2 separate regions of the Homo sapiens genome follow, and region 1 is linked to region 2. A link is a loop called in an ENCODE intact Hi-C map of the cell type or tissue named here. Cell type or tissue: HCT116. All regions are shown on one strand. Each heading gives the region's core, and the rest is flanking DNA. Links, peaks and the distances in the headings are about the cores only.

The links. A loop is a pair of places that touch in the nucleus more often than their neighbours do. Peaks named below come from ENCODE experiments on the same cell type or tissue, not always from the same donor. Only the 100,000 strongest peaks of a DNase experiment are listed, where the experiment ranks them.
Region 1: a loop joins it to region 2, with 17 times the contacts of the local background. A loop is called at or near these places in 17 of 110 quality-filtered maps.

What each region holds. Positions count from the first base shown.
Region 1 is chr10:100,556,314-100,566,796 of GRCh38, forward strand. It overlaps HIF1AN (hypoxia inducible factor 1 subunit alpha inhibitor), which reads left to right. Exons shown (of 8, transcript NM_017902.3): 8 at 1-3,685. Among named protein-coding and RNA genes, the nearest start is that of HIF1AN, 26 kb to the left of the region's middle. RefSeq lists enhancers at 5,596-6,234, 5,993-6,072, 6,183-6,232, 6,235-6,872. In HCT116, for the core only: CTCF peaks have their summits at 5,835 and 6,863; a DNase peak (open chromatin) is centred at 5,858.
Region 2 is chr10:101,011,160-101,019,159 of GRCh38, forward strand. It overlaps PDZD7 (PDZ domain containing 7), which reads right to left. Exons shown (of 17, transcript NM_001195263.2): 8 at 7,663-8,000; 9 at 6,940-7,137; 10 at 5,218-5,268; 11 at 4,477-4,652; 12 at 1,008-1,099; 13 at 766-857; 14 at 531-602. Among named protein-coding and RNA genes, the nearest start is that of LZTS2, 15 kb to the left of the region's middle. RefSeq lists enhancers at 1,985-2,114, 3,083-3,132. In HCT116, for the core only: CTCF peaks have their summits at 439, 1,954, 3,309 (motif pointing left), 7,984 (motif pointing right) and 1 weaker place; DNase peaks (open chromatin) are centred at 1,872, 2,152, 3,290, 7,972 and 1 weaker place; H3K4me3 peaks cover 1,024 bases; H3K27ac peaks cover 1,779 bases.

The DNA of each region.
Region 1 (10,483 bases), core at 1,467-9,466, 450 kb before region 2:
CTGGGTGAAAATAAGACATTGGAGCTGCTGCTCCCCAAGGAGATAAAAGGACAGTTCCTAAAGAGGCATTGAAGGTTTGTATGAGCCAGCAGCACAGTCAGAAGGCAAGAAGGAGACCCTGGGATGTGCACAAGGATGCAGGAGACGAGATTGTCACAGAGGCTGTCATGCTAGTAAGAGTCAGAGGTTACTGATGGGTAGAGATTGTCAGAGTCTGCCTTGCTAGTCTAGAGGTAGGACCATGGATTTAAGAACGTTGCCTCCAAGTTTTTGAATTGTGAATTTTTGATCATATTTGAACAAAACCCCACCTACAGTCTGCATGGTCATTGTTCTCACAAGGGTTTGTGTGATGCACTGACAAGAACAGAGGCTTTGGAGGTGACTCCTGGGTTTGAATCACCATTTGCCACTAGCTAATTCTAACCTTAGGTAAGTCAGTGTCTCTGGGTCTCAACCTCTTCCTCTGTGAGGGGTAGGAAATAGCACATAACTTGTAGCATTGTTATAAGGGCTCGTGATAATGTTTTTAAAACACCTGGCTCAAGCACTCAGGAAAATGTTTTATTATGAAGACCAAGTGTCTCTGAAAAGTGTTTCCTTAGTGTCTGGAGAGACTACAGCAGCAAGGCTTTTCTGATCCTACTCTGACTCTCAAGATAATGGTGCTTGAAGTGAAATCACAGAAGAGATGACTGGGGCAGGAAAAGCAAGATGGAAAAGATAAAGTTGTGGAAGGGACTGAAAGTCCATGAAGTGCTGGGCTGGGGACAGAAAGGGTTTAATAGGGCAGGGTCTTGAGGAACAGGAACAGAGACCTTGGTTCTGGGTTGCCATCTGATTCCCAGAAGAGTAAAGGAAATGGGGCAGGAGGATGTCTGTGGAGGACACAGTGTGGCTGAGTGGAGAGAACACAAGCTTCTGGCCAGTGAACCTAAGTGAGAATGTCAGTGGACTTTGCACAGGCTGGGTGCCTTTGGGGGTGTTCATCTCGCTATGCTTCGGTCCCCTCATTTAAAAAAATTGGTTAATAATATGATGACCTGCCAATGTGTGTGGAAATACTATGTAAACTGAGCACTATATAAATGCTGGTTGTTGAGATATTGGGAGTGGGGGTTTCGGGAGATTTTGTTTGTTTGTTTTTTTGAGATGGAGTTTTCGCTCTTGTTGCCCAGGCTGGAGTGCAGTGGCGTGATCTTGGCTCACTGCAACCTCCACCTCCTCCAGGTTCAAGCAATTCTGCCTCAGCCTCCCGAGTAGCTGGGACTCAGGCGTGCGCCACCATGCCTGGCTAATTTTGTATTTTTAGTAGAGATGGGGTTTCTCCATGTTGGTCAGGCTGGTCTCGAACTCCCGACCTCAGGTGATCTGCCTGCCTTGGCCTCCCAAAGTGCTGGGATTACAGGTGCGAGCTACCACACCTGGCCCTGGATTTCTTAATAGGTCCTCTTATGTGGCTATTGAGAATGAATGAGACAACTCATTAACTAACTAAGTTAATTCAGAACTTAGTGCCTAGTAAGTGCTCAGTAAATGTTAGTTTCTTTTCCTCCATTTCTTCTTAGGAAGCATCGTTTACCCAGCATAAACAGGAGGACTCAACTGTGCATGTCTTAGTGTGAACAAGTAACATCAGATTTCCCTTTTCTGAGGAGAGATCAGTTCTGTAAGAGGGAGCATGAGTGTGAATGGGGAAGAATCATGGAGAAGGGAGCAGGACTCCACAGTACTGGAGATGGAGTAGGGACCTCTGGGAATCGTTGGCATGGGGGTGTGGTGCAGAAAGGGTGATGCTAAGAGGTGAGAGTCTCAAGAAAGAAGATGGGTGTTCTAGAGGGGAAAGCTAAACGATGATAGGCAATGAGGAGCGGAGGACAAGACCCTGAACTAAGGGTGAGGAGGCCAGCATTCTGTCAGGAGAACCTTAGGAATTGTGACCAGAAGTCAAAGTTGTTACAGCAATCCTGCATTCAACCAGGTTTCATCTGAAAAACTTAAGAGTTGCTAGGCACAGTCGTGCACACTTGTAATCCCAACACTTTGGGAGGCTTGAGTCAGGAGGAAGCTTGAGGCCAGGAGTTTGAGATCAGCCTAGGCAGCATAGTGACACCCCATCTCTTGAAAAAACAAACACTCTTAAGAGCAGTGGTTCACCTAGAAATAAAAAGCAGAAATCATCAAGATGAGAAGACATTTTGTGTTTTGACAGCCAAGGAAATTTGCCACTGAGACAAGGTATCTGACAGCCTAGATGGGATTCTAGACTTCTGTGAGAAAGTGCAGTTAGGCCCTGAATAGCGTCAAACTCAGGGATGTGAGCTGACTGACTGCCTTTTTATGTAATGGAGGCCATGTGATAGGGCTTTATGAGGCCACAAATAGCACTTTCTGGGTCCTTTCACAGTCTAGTCAGTGGCCCAACCAACATATCTGGTTGTTCTGCAATCTCAGTCATCTGAGAAGATAACCTCCAAAATACATGCAGTGGCATCAGGTGTTTCCTTGGTAGGTGTGCATCTTTTAATGATGGAGGACTTAGGATGAAGAACAGGTGTGTTTAAAAACATCAAACCCCCACATCATTACTATTTGCTGTAAGGATCTATGCAGTTTGTATTTTAAGTCCTTGACATATGGAAGAGCATTTGTGAGAGTAACAGGTTTGCTTTGTAATGCCAACTAAAAAGTGTGTATTTATACTCGAATTTTAAGTTGAAATTTTGCTAAGTTTCTTTTTTTTTTTTTTGAGACGGAGTCTCACTCTGTTGCCCAGGCTGGAGTACAGTGGTACAATCATTGCTAAGTCTTTCTGTAGTTTTAGAACATTTAGAACAACTTAAGATTTCCTGTATTTATAAACTTAATTTATTGGAAATATAAGTACTTGATCAGGTTTTGTCTTGGTCAGATAAATTAAGTACTTAAGGAAATCAAATACATTAATCATATAAATGCCATTTAAGTGTTTAAAGGAGTTTAGTTAAATGTAAGTTGGATCAAACATTAAACTTTTTTGTTTTATAAGCAAAATAATAAGATTTGTTAGCAGAACTTAAAAGCTTAGAAAAGAGAGGATTTTGGATATGTAACTTTGAAGAGGTGAATAGTTTGCTCTTTTCTGAGACAGGGCATTGCTTTTCGACGCAGGCTGGAGTGCAGTGGGGCAAGCATGGCTCACTGCAGCCTCAACCTCCTGGACTCAAGTGATCCTCCTGCCTCAGCCTCCCATGTAGCTGGGATCACAGGCACATGCCACCACACCTGGCTAATTTTTTATTTTTTGTAGAGACAGGGGCCTCACTTCATTGCCCAGGCGGATCTCGAACACCTGGGCTCAAGCAGTCCTGCCTCAGCCTCCCAAAGTTCTGGGATTACAGGCATAAGCCACTGTGCCTGGCCTTGAATATATTTTTTAACCAAAGTAATTTATGAATATAAATTGTTTCTATATAACCCAAAGTCACTCTCATTGACATTAAGAAACTCAGAGAGTGGGTTCTAAATGTAATATTACCACACACCCAAGTCACTTAGCCTCTACAAGTACCACGTAACTAGCAGCCGTTAAAAGATGGCCACCGCTAGTCCAGTCGGCCACAGACATGGTTTTGTTTGGCCAATACAAGTTTTTGAAAGTTTTAAAAAATTGACAACATTAAAGATCAGAAACTTGACCTAAAAAGATTTCTCTCTTTGGAAAATCAGATCTGGCAGTAATGAAATCGCCTTTCCCATGTGACAGCAGTTGGCTGGAGCTGAAGAGCAACTGCCCCCTTGGCTGTGTTCCTTTCAGTTTGTCAATCTCCACTCTTCACTGTTGTACCCTAGATCTCACTCACGTGACCTGTCTGGCCCACATAGATATTTGAGGGTATGGCCCTGAACTTGAGGCACTCTGGAGTTGCTAACAACTGATGCTGGGCAGCCTAGAATAAGGGCTCAGGAAAAGTGTAGGCCCTACCTCTCTCTGTTCACATCATTCCCCCCTCCAGCCAGGCTGTCTTCCCAGCTGACCTGGCTCCAGGACTGATTCCAACCCCTATAGCAACTGTGTAAGAAGTCCCCAGGCTCAGGCTTCTCAGTGTTCACTGCTCTTGTCTGTGACCAGGCACTTTGCCTAGGCTCTGACCTCATGTCTCAGTCCTTTTGAACATTCTGGTCACCTGCCTAGTTTGACCGCAGCCTGACTTTGGTCTGTGAGGGGTCCTGGGCTCTCTGCTTTATGCAGCCACCATATCTGATCTTTGTGATGTGGTTGTGAATCTTCTGCTTCTATCTCCACCATCACTGTCCACTGCTTGGGCAATATGGTTGCTCAGCTGAGAGATTGGCAGCCCAGATTGCTAAAGGCTTAGGAGACATGAAAGGTGAGTTTGGAAGTGTTTGGATTTTCAAAAGAAGGACAGAGGCAGAAGCCAACCACAGTTTAAGGGGGCAGCTAGTAGAGAGCTTTTTAGGCAAGGGAGGCCACTGCACATTTATAGGCAGAGAAGGTGGCAGGACAGAGAATTTAAGAGAATGAGGTCTCAGAGGAGGCATAGGATGATGGGATATGAAATAGCAAAGGCACACCCAAGGTGATCCTGAAGCTCAGAAATATTAAGTCATGCAGGAGGGGGCACCATTGGAAATATAATCCCCTAAAGTTATGAGTAAACAAATGATGGTGGGGTGTGGAGGGTAGAAAGAAGGCCTAAGCTTGATGTGGGGGCCACAGCCTGGGCAAGAGAAATTTCCAGCAAAGCCTCTGACAAATTTCTGACAAAGCCTCTCATGTTATCTAGTTGTGGCAGAAGCATCTGAACCAAATGGCTAGGAAGCTTGGTGAACAGTCAGACCCAGTGAGGGTTGATTAATGGATCCATGTCAGCCTAGACTAGAGGGAAGTCTCCAGCAGTATGCCTTAGGGCTCAGTCTGGGCCTGTGTCCTCTCTGACATTTTTATTGACAACTGACCGAAGCAGCAGGCTCATCAAGTTTGCAGGTGATAGAGCTAGGAGGGGCAGTTAATACTTTGCATGAAAGAGTCAGGATTCAAAACGATTTCAACAGGCTGGAACACTGGGCTGGAACCAACAAGATTAAACTTAACAGGGATAAATGTAGAGTCCTGCACTTAGGTTAAAACAAAATCAATGACATAAGTACCGGTTGTAGGGGTTGGCCCAGCTTGACAGCAGTTCATGAAGAAAAGACCTGGGGGGTTTAGTTGACTGCAAGCTCAATATGAGTCAACTGTGTGATGTGACTGCTAAAATCCTAACACAGCCATGAATTGCATTAACCAAACGGAGCAGCCAGATCAAGGGAGGTGTTACCCCACTGCTTTCTGAGATGGTCAGGCCACCTCTGAGCACTGGGTCCAATTCTGAGGTCTTTTCCCCTGCTAAGGTCAGTGACAAATGAGAATATTTTTGATAGGAAGCCACCATGGCAGTGGGCCTGAATACTGTCCGAGACTTGCCAGTGATTCTATGGTGCTGAAATTTCTGGAATGAAGGACAGGAGTCTAGAATCTGAACCCAGGCAAAGACTTTTATCTGGAGCATATTTCTAGGATTTAGGGGAAAATTTGGGGTCTGCATTTCCTCACTTCCTATGGCTGCCCAGAGGCATTGGCCTGTGACTCTCATCCCTGGCCTTCCTGAGGTCAGGGGATTAGCGATTAGTTAGACGGGGTCTAGGGTAGAGGTCAGCCTGAGGGGGCGGCTATAAAACGAGTCATTGAGGTGGGAGGGAACCTGGAAATTGGGACCTCACGCACCATATTTCCCGCGCTCTCCCCTGGGACGTGCCGTCCCTGCTGCAGTCGCAGCGTGGCGCCCTCGCTCCACGCAGGGATCCTGAGCCAATGGCGGAAGCGGAGTGCGCGGCGAGGTCGCAGTTGCGTTTCTCGCACTCCCCACTGCGGGGAGCCCGTGGGCCCCGCACTGCAGGGAAGCTGCCGGCCCAGGTCTCCTGGGTGGCAAGAAGACGCCTGTGGTGTGGAAGAACCTCGCCCGCAGCCCAGCACGTGTAGAATCCAGATGTGGCTTCTGCTGGAGCCACGTGTTCCGGCCTGAGCGACGTCGCACGTGGCCTCCTGGCCGCAGAGCCCATGGCGCGGGGGGCCACTCTTCTGACGCAAGGGTCTGTGGGGCCGCGCAAGAGCCTGGGGCCCCCGACCTTCCGCCGACTGGCCGTGGGCTGGCCGCAGCCCAGCTCGGCTCTGTCTCGAGTTCCTTCGCTGTTCAAAGCAGAGTGGCGGCCACGTTCGGGGGCACTGGGGCGAGGGGTCGGGCGTCGGACGGGGCCCTGGGTCTGTACCGTTTCGGGCTCGCCGGAGGGGCTGCAGGCAGGGCGGGTTTCGGGTTCCACCGCCAGAATAATTCGGCAGTTCTGGATGGGGCCCAGGAATTTGTATTTGTGACCAGTTTCCCAGGTGAGTCTGAGGTCCGTGGTCCTCTGACCTCGTTTAGGGATGAGATCTAGTCCTCAGAGCCCGGGGCGGGGCTGCCGAGGACACCGGCTTGCTCTTCAGGCAGCTCTGGCCCGGGTGGCGGGAGGAGGCGGCCGGGGCTGGGATCCGGGCGCACCCTGGAAGCTCCAGATGGGCGTTGGAGACCTAGGGCGAGATGAACCGAGGACCGTCCATGTGTGTGGGTGCCGCTCAGGAGCGGGGAGGTGGGGGTGTGGGTGGACGGGCGTGTTGAGGGTGATGGATTGCTGCAGGGAGTGGACTCAGCCTACTGGGAGGAGTGGGAGAGGGGAAAGAACTGGAGGAACGGCGGAGTCCGTTGGCCTTTTCTTGGAGAGCTGGAGATGGAGGTTGGTTCTGTCCTGATGGGGGCAGGAGGACGGGTAATGGAGGCTGCCATGCTCAGTGAAGCCCCATGGGGGCAGCCATGCTTTGTGGTTTGTGGTGAGGCACTGAGCCCCAGGATACTGACTATTCCCTTTTTTGGAGAAAGAGGGGAAGAGGATGCTCCTTAAGAGCTTCTAGGGGAACGTTTCTGCCTCCAGGGGGTTTAGGTGAACTGTGTGTGTGTGTGTGTGTGTGTGTGTGTGTGTGTGTGTGTGTGTGTGTGTAGGTTAGCATATTGGAGATTTTCAAGGGAGTTCGTCTCCAGGACACTTCCCTCACCCCTACATCCACACACAGTATCTTATGATCCTCTTGGTTTCTCTTGGGCCTCAACTCCCCAAAAGGGGGGCACTCTTGTCAGCAGCTCACAAACATGTGGATATCTGCTAACTGAAGACACTCTGAAGACTTTCCCAGAGGAACGTTATAGAAGGAACCCTCAAATTCCAAATCCTTGAATATTGGAGCTGGAAGAGAACTTACAAACCATCTGATGCTGTCTTCCCCAGCTTGGTCTTGGAGAGTAGACACCTTAAGTGAAGGCCGAGCTTCGTAAGCCTCTGAGGATCCCAGTACCTGGTGTGGAGACAGGACTTGTGCATTGCCTAGAGAAGGGAGAGACACAGCAGAGTCAAGCGGTGGGTGGTGAGCTTTGATGGTGAACACCTGGGAGCTCAGAGGTGGGTAGGAGCCTATAAAAGAAGGCCCCTTGAAGGAGGGAAGCTAGAGCTGCATCTTTAAATGGGGAAAATTTATCTTTTGTGTTTTTCCCCCTGATTATGAATTTATGAAAATGAAGAAAAAATATATTGGGGCCGGGTGTGGTGGCTCACACCTGTAATCCCAGCACTTTGGGAAGCCAAGGCAGGCAGATCACTTGTGGCCAGGAGTTTGAGACCAGCCTGGCCAGCATGGTGAAACCCTGTCTCTACTGAAAATACAAAAATTAGCTAGGTGTGGTGATGCATGCCTGTAATCCCAGCTACTTGGGAGGCTGGGGCACGAGAATTGCTTGAACCCAGGAGGTGGAGGTTGCAGTGAGCCAAGATTGCGCCACTGCACTCCAGCCTGGGCAACAGAGCAAGACTCTGTCTCCAAAATATGTATATATGGATGGAACACTGTGACATGTTGGTCTTCAGGGGAGCAAAGCTACAGAGGCCTGAATTTCCTGAGGTTTGGAGGGCAGTGAAGAGATGAAGAGGACAGCTCTGACCATTGTTGGAGCACAGTGAGCTCGTAGGGCAGAGGGGTCTGGCTGCAACAGAAAGTATCTGGCAACAACAGGAGGTATGAGGCTGGAACCCAGGGGAAAGAAACAGGGTTGGGCTCAGCTTCATAGAGGTAGTGAGGATTAGGCAGATGAGAACACCCAAGGAGAAAAGGAGAGAAAAGAGGGTTTGGGCGGGGGGTGGGTAGGTGTGAACATGCCTGAGAGTCATTTCCCAGGTAAATAGGAGTGGAACTGAGGGTGGAGTTCAGTGAGAGGGAGGGAGGAAGAACGACACAGGAGGGGTGGGAACCAGGGTCACCTCTGAAGAGGGGTTTGAGTGCAGGAGACAGGAGTGAGGCCCTAGTGAAGGTCATTAGATTTGGGGATGAAGAGGTCAGCAGAATGGTAGGGGTTAGAGGGTGAGTTGGTGGAGAGGAAATGGGGGCATAGCAAGTATAAACTGCTATAGGTTATCCGTTGAGAAGTACACAGAGGACTGGAGACAGGTTGGGGTTTTGAAAAGGAAACTGCAGCAACGCTTTTTTAGCCAGGGGAAGAGGAGCAAATCTGTAGACAGAGGACATAGGAGAAGGGGCCACTGGAGAGGGGGAGATGGAAGCTACCAGAGAGAGCAGACACTTGAAGGAGCTGAGTTCCAGAGGGAAGGGGGGACAGGGCCTGCAGGAGGTTGAAGCCTCAGAGAAATGGGGAGAAGGAGGGGAAGTCATGGGGTTCAACCTGGACCCAGGTTTTGATCTCCTAAAAGTAAGAGTAAAGGTTGAGGTTGGCTTCTTCAGGTAAGGGTGGCCAGGGTGAGGCTGGGCTGGACGGACACAGAGGGAGGGGTGGAAATGCTGTTGTGAAGAATTTGTTTGGGAGTCAAAGGAGCAATCTAGGCGTGTGATGTACTGCCTGGTAGGGCGGAGGTGCAGTGCAGCTGGGCTGGGATTTGCCTTGGGTGAAGCTGATGCTGCATCTTGGGGCAGGATGGAGTAAGCAAGCCATGGTCTGACCTGATTACAAATGATAGGCTCAGTGCCAGGCTGAGGGGCCTAGGGGCCAGGACACGATGAGGACAGTGAGGGGCCTCCCTGGGGAAGGGAGGGACAACTGCCAGAGCCTGGCCCAGGAGGGCCCGATAGACGAGTATGGGCAGCCATGCAGTGTGTGGGGTCAAGAGCCTGGACCCTGGACTCAAGAGCCTGAGTTCAAATGTGAGGCATTGTCATTGTCATGATTTTTAAGTATCTGAGGTAGGCTATGAGTGGAGGGAAGGACAGGAGGAGGTACAGAAAGGGAGTGCTTGCTTCATGCCAAGGAGTGTTCTATATTCACGAGTCCTTTCTAAACCACCGCGAACTAGGTACTGTTTTATCATTTTACAAATTAGGAAATTGAGGTTCAGAGAAGGGAAGTAACTTGGCCAAGGTCACACAGCCAGTTGGTGACAGTTGGTTTTCGAAAGGCTTTTTTTCTGTTGCTTTGATAACAGTCCCTTCTGAGAAGTGGCTCCAAAGTCTGACTTTCTGCTATGCCTTTTCATCAGCTACTTACTAGGTAGGTGACCTTGGGCAAGTTACTTAATTTCTCCCTCAATTTTCTCATCTGAAAAACAGGAATAATAGTAACACTATCTCATAGGGTTGTAATGATAATGAATGAATATATGTAGAAGATTTGAAAAAAAAAACAGTGTCTAGTACATAGAAAGTGCTGCTTAAGAGGGTGCTGCCATTGCCAGCATCCTCCTCCTCCTCCTCCTTCTCCTCCTCATCATCATCACTCCTTACAGCCTCCAGCCAGAAGCTAAGGACTTACAGGCAGGTGAAAGAAAGTCCTGAGGCATATTAGTCATTTAGAGAAGGTCCCATGGGGAAAGGCAAGAGAGTAGCATCCAACCAGTGGTTCTCAACAAGGGACATTTTTGCTGTAACAGTGTCCTGGAGGAACTACTGACTTTTTTTGTGGGGGTAGGGAGAGGGAGTAATGGGGTGGGGCAGCAGGGAATTACTGACTTTTGGTGGCAGGAGCCAGGAGTGTTAAAAGTGGCCATTCATACCCAGTTGAGAGTGTGGAGAAGTTCAGCTGGAAAGGGTGCTTGGGATTTAACTCCTCAGAAGAGTTGCAGCTCCAGCTATTGGAGCAGCTGGAAAAGGTATGGAAATGAGCTTGGAGGTCTGTGAGGGGCTGGAAAGAATCAGACTTAGGAGGGGGCAAGGCTTCCTGGAGGGGAGGGTGGGGGTGAGGCAGGCTGAGGGATCTGGACAGTAAGCAGGGGCAATGGAGAGCCATGGGGTTCTGGATGAGGGACATGATGTATTTGGGGAGATCACTCATGCAGCCAGGGAAGAGGTTGGGTTAGAGAGGGATAAAAAGGGGGCCCATTTGGGGATTGGGAACAACCCCTAAGGCGGTAAAGACAC
Region 2 (8,000 bases), core at 1-8,000:
CCTCCCGGAGTAGCTGGGATTACAGGCGTGCACCAAAAAGCCCAGGTCATTTTTGTATTTTTAGTAGAGACGGGGTTTCGCCATGTTGGCCAGGTTGGTCTCTACTCCTCACCTCAAGCGATCCACCCGCCTCAGCCTCCCAAAGTGCTGGGATTACAGGCGTGAGCCACCGCGCCCGGCCTAGAATTACATTTTAATGCTTCCTGCTGGAATCGTTACCGTTCTATTTTAATGTGTCTAAGAAAAAATACGACTAGCACACCAAACGTAATTTCTCAGAGGTTACTGCATAGAATGAGACTAGATTTTAAAAGTGAGTGGGTTTCAAACCAACTATTAAGTAATAGTACAGGTGGTGACCAGCAGATGTGATAAAATGGCTCTGGTGGACAAGAGCTTTCCTTCAGGGAACCACAATGTGCCTGGAAGCCACAACTGCCCCTAGTGGGGAAAGAAGTAGAAGGCCCATCCTCCTTTCCCTAATCTCCCCAGGGCTGTGCCCCTCCCTGGGCTCTGGGACTCTGACTGACCAGGCACGGGGGTGATAAGGTGACGCTTGGGTGGCGTGTCCTGCCGGGCTGGTCTCAAAGCAGGAGGCCGGACTGGTTGGAGAGATGAACAGGTCAGCGGCAAGGTACCCCGCCAGGCTCCGGGACGGAGGCAGCTCAAGGGGCTCGGCAATCTCTGCAGCCCTCTCCACCACGGGGTCCCATCCCCACCCCCAGCAGGGCTCAGGACCCAGAAGCCCCGCCCCCCACTGCTGACCTGCCCTGCTCTTGAGGGCCTCAAAAGCCTCCAGCTCCACAAGCATCACCATGCTGTCGAAGCGGCCCAGGTCTGTGGGGGCCACCACACTCCTGGGAGAGGGCGAGAGACAGCAGGGGTGGGAGGGGCAGGCAGGATTTCAGTTCCGGAGGTGCCAGGATGCCCTTCAGCCCTCGGGAGGTTGGGGGTGGTACCAGGGATCCCCTTCCTGCCCCCAAGCCCTCTCTGCAACCTCCTCCCACCTGATGTCCTGCAGCAGTAGCAGCTTCTCCGGCCTGTCGAGGATGGCCAGCAGGGGCCTCACCAGGTCCTCTATGCCTCCCTCGTGCACATACTGCAGATAGAGGCAGCACAGGTCAGACAGCAGTGGGGGCTTCCAGAGCTGAGTGAGGGGGACACCAGGGCATGCAGGTGTTTCTTCTACGCATGTAGGGACCTATCCAGCCCTGCGTGCCTTGGGAAAGGTTCACTCCACCCCCAGCTGCCACAGGGTGGTCTGATCTTGGTGACAGGGTGGAAGCCTGCAGTAATAACAGACCTGCAATAAATGGCAACAGCATCGATAACAGCTTTGGGACAGACACTTTTCTAAGCCTTTTACATACTGTCTCTCAGCAACCACCCTGAGAAATGGCATTAATTATTCCCGTTTTACAGATGCGGAAACAGGCTCAGAGAGAAGGACTTCACTCAAAGCCACACAGATAAGGAAGTGTGAAGAGGGACTGGAACCCGGGAAGTCTAACTCTTGCCTGCTCTGGTGCCGGAAAAGGATGTGCAGGGAGTGGACTCTCCTCCCCACCCCCACATCCCAGGCAGAAGGAAGGAATTTGAGCCAAACTCTAGGCTGTGTGCCTGGCTGTCCCAGCATATGTCTGCACACAGACCTACAAATTAGGCTTTGTTCGGGGCTAGAATAGGAGCCTTGGGGAAGGGCCTCTCCAATCAGTTCCCTTGGAGGGGGGCGGGGTGGAGCCCCTTCTGCCTGGCACTGCCCGGATGCCACCAGCCACACCCCACTGACTCTGAAGACCTGAACACTGGGAGCCATCCCATTTGGACAGCACATCGCCCCCTCGTGGCAAGAGGGAGACTGAGTCAGGGACACGCACGCATAGAACACTTTCTATGGGCACAGGCACAGAGACAGAGCATGCCTTGGTGGTCAGAGTGAGTCATTCATAAATATCTGGAAATAAATACAATACAAATGATGTGTGTGGCCCCAAACCACACACAGTTACAGCGACTCACACATACACATATCAATAATACATTCCCTTTTGTCTGGAGAGACACATGTGGTGCAGAACCAGCCTCATATGTGCACACGCTTTAAGTCCATGGACTTGGATTCGGTACCTACTAAGTGCCAGGCCCTGTACTGGCCAGCAGGGGCACAATGATCCTGTCTCAGATCTTCAGGAACTGGGTCTAGTGGGAGCGAGGGGAAGATGAGTCACATACCCTGGTGAACTACAAACCATGGGCAATGGGGCACAGGGAGTCTCAGAGGAAGGTGGGAAGATCCCAGTGGGCTTCATGGAGGTGGTGGTATTTTGACTGACTCTTAGAAGATAGACGTAGGGAACAGCACAAAAGTTGGGAAGAAAGTGTTGCAAAGGTGGTGTGGAAAAACGAGTAGATAGTGGTTTAAACGTGGCCATGGGGTCCATGAAGAGCCTCCCTGCAGGGCTGCTGCACAGGCTGTGACTATATGAGTAGCGTCTCTGAGGTTGTGCAGGTTGTAACCTGTATAAACCTATGCGGCGGCCGTGGGAAAGTGGAGGTTGGTGGGTTAGGGAGTTGAATCTGGGAGGACCTCGAATGTGAGAGCCAAAGACAATGGGTCACCTCTGCCAAAGACAATGGGTCACCAGGTGGCCTGGGGAGTGTACAGCGATCAGACAGGGGTTTCTTTTCTTTCTTTTTTTTTTTTTTTTGAGATGGATTTTCGCTCTTGTTCTCAGGTTGGAGTGCAATGGCACGATCTTGGCTCACTGCAACCTCCACCTCCAGGGTTCAAGCGATTCTCCTGCCTCAGCCTACCGAGTAGCTGGGATTACAGGCGCCCACCACCATGCCCAGCTATTTTTTTTTTTTTTTGTATTTTTAGTAGAGATGGGGTTTCACCATGTTGGACAGGCTGGTCTCGAACTCCTGACTACAGGTGATCCGCTCACCTCGGCCACCCAAAGTGCTGGGATTACAGGCGTGAGCCACCGTGCCTGGCCAACCAGACAGGGGTTTCTGATTCCTGGTCTGGCAGCTGTAGAGAGATGGCTCACATGGGGAGAGAAGGGAAGCCTGGAGTTCAGGGCTACATGCCCCAGTCACTAGGAGAACTTTACTCATCACTCCAGCCAGGGCTCCATCGCAGAGGGTCTGATCTCTTGGTGTGGGGGGCTTGGGTCAGGTTTGGGTGGTGGTTGAGCTCGGCAGGTGGTATGGGGGCACAAGTGGGAGGTTTGGGCAGAGGAGAAGGGAGGGATGAGGGAAAAGGAGCCTCCAAAGAGACAGACCCAGAGCCCCACCTCGTGGCCAAAGCCTGCATTGCCGGCCCACTGGAGGCTGGTACACGCTGCCCTACTTAGCGCTGGGAGCTAAGGGTGACACTTTCTGAGTTTAGCCCAAAGCCCCTTAGCTTCCCCCAGCACACACCCCTATCTGCAGCTCTGCTGCAAACCGGGCCTTGATAACAGGATGCATAAATGACCATGTCTCAGTCTCCAGGTGACAATGCATGGACACACACACACACACACACACACGCTAGCCAGACACGTGCTTGCTCACATGCACACACACACACACAATCATGCAGTCATATCAGTACAAACCAGGTACCCCACAGACACGCCAGTGCACACACCACACAGACATACAACACAGCCCCACTTTGAGTAAGATGAAGGGTGAGGGAATCCACAAACAATTTTTCAAGACCCCCCAGCTCGCCCTCACACACAGTGTGCAGACTCCTCACAAAGAGCCCAGTGTACACACACAGGCCTTCCTGAGACAGGGACAGGAGAGGACCTGCCAGTCCTGGAGTGAGTGACCTGTGCCCCACAGCCTCCCCAACAGGTGGGCCCCAGAGACTCCTTCAAATCTGACTCTCTCTCCACCCTGGGGCGCTCTGGTTCTTTTTGAAGTGGAAGAGAACAGAGAACGACAGTTTAGGTGTTGGGGGAGGCAAAGGATTACTTACTTGGGCAACAGGGGAGAGGACCTGGCATGAAGCCAGGCTTACTGGCTGACCTAGGAGCAGAGGGTGGCATGCAGTGAAGGATGGAGGCTTGCAGAGGGCAGAGGCAGGCGACTGCAGGGACTCACTTTCCCCACGTGGCACCTGTCCGCTCCTTCTCTTCTCAGCTTAAATATCACCTCCTCTAGGAGGGCCTCCCAGCCCACACCATCTAATGTGTGTCTCCTGGGTTACCGTCTCATGTTCTTTTTCTTCAGCTCTTCATGTGACTCATCACCATGGGCGTTTAGGTTCTAGTGATTTTCTAGCTCTTCTTCCTGTGAGCTGGCAGATGTGTGTGTGTGTGTGTGTGTGTGTGTGACAGGAGTGACTTCTGATTTTACTGACCACTAGCCTCCTGGTGTCAAGCCCAGACACTGGTCAGTGGACAGTGGCCTGAATGAATGATGGGCTGGGTGACTGAAGGACCGTGTGCCAGGGCTGCGGATGGGATGAAGGCTTACCCGGGAGCAGTGGCGGGTGACAGCCAGCACCTCGTCATCAGTCAGCAGCCTCTGGGCCAGGTCCTGAATGAGGGGCCGCCGGCTCTCCCAGGCCTGAACCTGCTCATCCACATTAGGCAGCTGGCTGGAGGGACTCCCAGACCTGGCAGACAGCAGGGCCCGGCCCCTCTCCTGGTCTGCAGGGCAGGAACCATCAGGGGAGGGGAGAGGGGCTTCCCTCAGCAGGGCTGGGCCCCAGAATTGGCCAGCTGAGAGCCCAGGTACCTGGGGCAGAATCCTAGCCTAGCCTATATGCTCCCCACCATGGTAGCCCACAGCAACCTGCCCACCAATGCAGCACAAACCCCAGCCCTCAGCCCCAACATGGACCCCTATACCAGTCTGTTTCTTAATGGGGTCTTAGCCCAGTGCCCCCAGGGCCCCCTGAACATGCACTGTCATAGTAGTCTGTTGCCCAGTGGAGGCCCAGCACAGGCTCCCTCATCACCCCCAAATATATCTTTGGGAGTCCCAACACAAGCTCCTAAAATGCATCCCAATATCTGTCTGCCACCCTATCTTTCCTAGTCAGCTTAGTCCAATTCTTTTAGCTGCCCCCAATACATACCATTCTAGCTGCCTGATCCCCCATGCTTGACCCTGACTGAATTTAGTCCAGAGCCACTCAGCTGGCCCCCAGTATGCACCCTCATCTGCCGCTCTACTGTAAACTAGGCCTTGGTAAAGGGATGCATGAATTACCACGTCTCAGTCTCCAGGTGACAAACTTCTGTACCGGGCCCACGCCCCCTGCTATGAAGAAGAAAGAGGCTCAGCTGCAGGCCTTGGCCCCCAGTCTGAAAATGGGGTTCAGGAGGGCTCAGGACAAGCTGGAATGGAGAATTCAGACTGGAAGTAGGTGGGATAGGGAGGCAAGAGGCCTGGCCCTGAGGGGCTTGAAGGCAATGCTCAGGCTATGGACTTCCTTCATAGGCAATGGGGAGTCAGGACGGTTTTGGATCAAAACAGGGTGCAGTCTGAGCACTGCTTATGCAAATTCACTTGGAAGCAAATGTATGGAGGGAAGAACCTCAGGGACAGAGCTTGGAGAAGTACCTACCTTCAGGGGACAGAGGGAAAAAGAGGAGCCTTGGAAGGAGATAGAGGAGTGGCCAGAGAGGTGGGAGGAGAACCAGCAGAGGGCAGGGACTTGGGAACTGTGGGAAGAGAGATGCACTGACGGAGAGGGGCCAGGCAGCCGTAATTGGAAGGGATTGTCTCTCCCATGGTACAATCACCTTGAGACCCCAGAACATCCCACCCCAGGGCAAAGCAGGGTCCAGCTCCTCATCCTCTGGTTGTTTTGTTGATCCGACATCCACCCCCCTCTTCTGAAAACAGCACCCTGATTTTCCCCTGGGGACCCACCCCACTCTGTTCTTAGCCCGTGTACTCCAGGGTGGGTACATGACCCAGGCTGGCCAACAAAAGCACTTTCCCTCCCACATCACAGCGATTTATTCTGCATGGCACAGGATCTCAGCTGGGCCAGGGAGAGCCTACCCTGGGACTTCAGCTGGAACTATTTAAGGAGAAGCACTTTCCCCTGGGGTTGCTATGCAATAGAGGTCATCTTACCCCCAGGTGGGCAAAGCCCCACAATAGCGAAGTCAACTCATGGGAGAGATGGAGGGGGACAGATGTCTGATGATGTTGCTCAGATGTTTAGACCCAGCTTAAATCAGCAGCTGAGCCAAGACGTGCTTTATTTTTCTTTTACTTTTTTTTTTTCTTTAGAGACAGGGTCTTGCTATGTTGCCCAGGCTGGTCTTAAACTCCTGGGCTCAAGTGATCTTGCTGCTTCAGCTTCCAGAGTAGTTGGGATTGGCCAGGTGTGGTAGATCACGCTGTAATCCTAGCACTTTGGGAGACTAAGGCGGGTAGATAGCTTCAGTCCAGGAATTTGAGACTAGCCTGGGCAACAGGGTGAAACCCCCATCTCTACAAAAAGATGCAAAAAAATTAGCTGAGCATGGTGATGCACACGTGTCATGCCAGCACTTTGGGAGGCTGAGGTGGGAGGATCGCTTGAGCGTGGGAGGCGCAGGTCGCAGTGAGCTGAGATGGTGCCATTACACTCTCGCCTGGGCAACAAGAGCAAAACTCCATCTCAAAAAAAAAAAAGAAAGAAAAAGAAAGAAAGGAAAGAAAGGAAGGAAGGAAGGAAAGAAAGAAAGAAAGAAAGAAAGAAAGAAAGAAAGAAAGAAAGAAAGAAAGAAAAGAAAGAAAGAAAGAAAGAAAAGAAAGAAAGAAAAAGAAATAGGTATTATTACCCCCATTTTACTCATGAGGAAACTGAGGCTCTCAGGGGTTGAGTAGGGACTCAGCTGGTAAGACGCGGTGTGGGATCTCAACTCAGAACTGCTGAATGCCGAAGCTAGTGGACTTCACTTTGCCTTCCTGTTTGATCAGCCCACTACTTACCTTTCTCTATGTCCAGGCGAGGGTAAGTTTTGGCCAGGCTCCCGCTGTCCAGTGTCCAGGCCTCTCTGCGCCCGTCCCGCGCTAGCCTCCCCTGCCGCCCTCCCTTGAAGAAGAGGTTCATCAGCGTCTTGGAGCGCTGCAGGGCACCCTTCTCCCCAGGGGACCCCGACTTCTCCTTCTTCCGCTGCTGCTTCTCCTCTGCAGACACGAGGGAGCAACGGGGGAGCTGGAGGGGTGGGCAGAAGGGAAGGACGAGGGGCAGGGGTGTGGGGAGGGACAGAGAGAAGGGAGAGGAGAGGGCAGACAGGATCTGCAGCTACGCCGGGGTGAGAGTGCGGTTCCTCTTCCGACTTTCTGACCCTTTTCCCCACCGCACAGCTGTGGCTATGTAAGGAATCTCCCTTGAGGCCCAGTTAGAGAAGGGCACACATGCGTGCGTGTGTTTGAGCAACTGTGTGTGTAAATAGGCCTGGGAACTCCAGGATCCAGGGGCTGGGGTTAGGGCTGGTTCGGGGAACAGGGGCTGAGACTAAGGGTGAATGTGGGGTCCAGGACTAATTTAAAGTGGAGCCCACAGCAGGGTCTGAGCAGCCTGGAGCTTGGGTTGGGCAAGGGCTTCGTCAAGGCCTGGGGCAAAGGGAGGTTTGAGCCCGGGACAGGATGTGAGACAGGTTTTGGACCAGAGGCTGTGGAGGGAGCAGCCGCCACCCATCCCCCACGTACCCCACAAGGTCAGATAGCTCTGGGAGCGCGTGATGGGGGGCCGGGGTCGGCTGAGGGCCAGCAGCAAAGCCGTCTTGGGAGACTCAGAGAGCGCAGAGTCAAGGCGGCGGCCGGGATGGGGGCCGTCCGAGCGGATGGCGGTGTCCCTGAGGATGACTGTGGGCCGCACGCTGCACCAGGTCTCCACCCGGCCTCCCGCATCGGGCTCCGTCTGCATGGCTGTGTCCGCCCGCCCCCAGCCTGGGCCGCGGCTGCCGGGCTCCTCCTGCCCGAGGCAGATGTCCATGCGGTCCGACGGCAGGGAGCCCGAGCTGTAGGGGGCGCTGGAGGCGCACGAA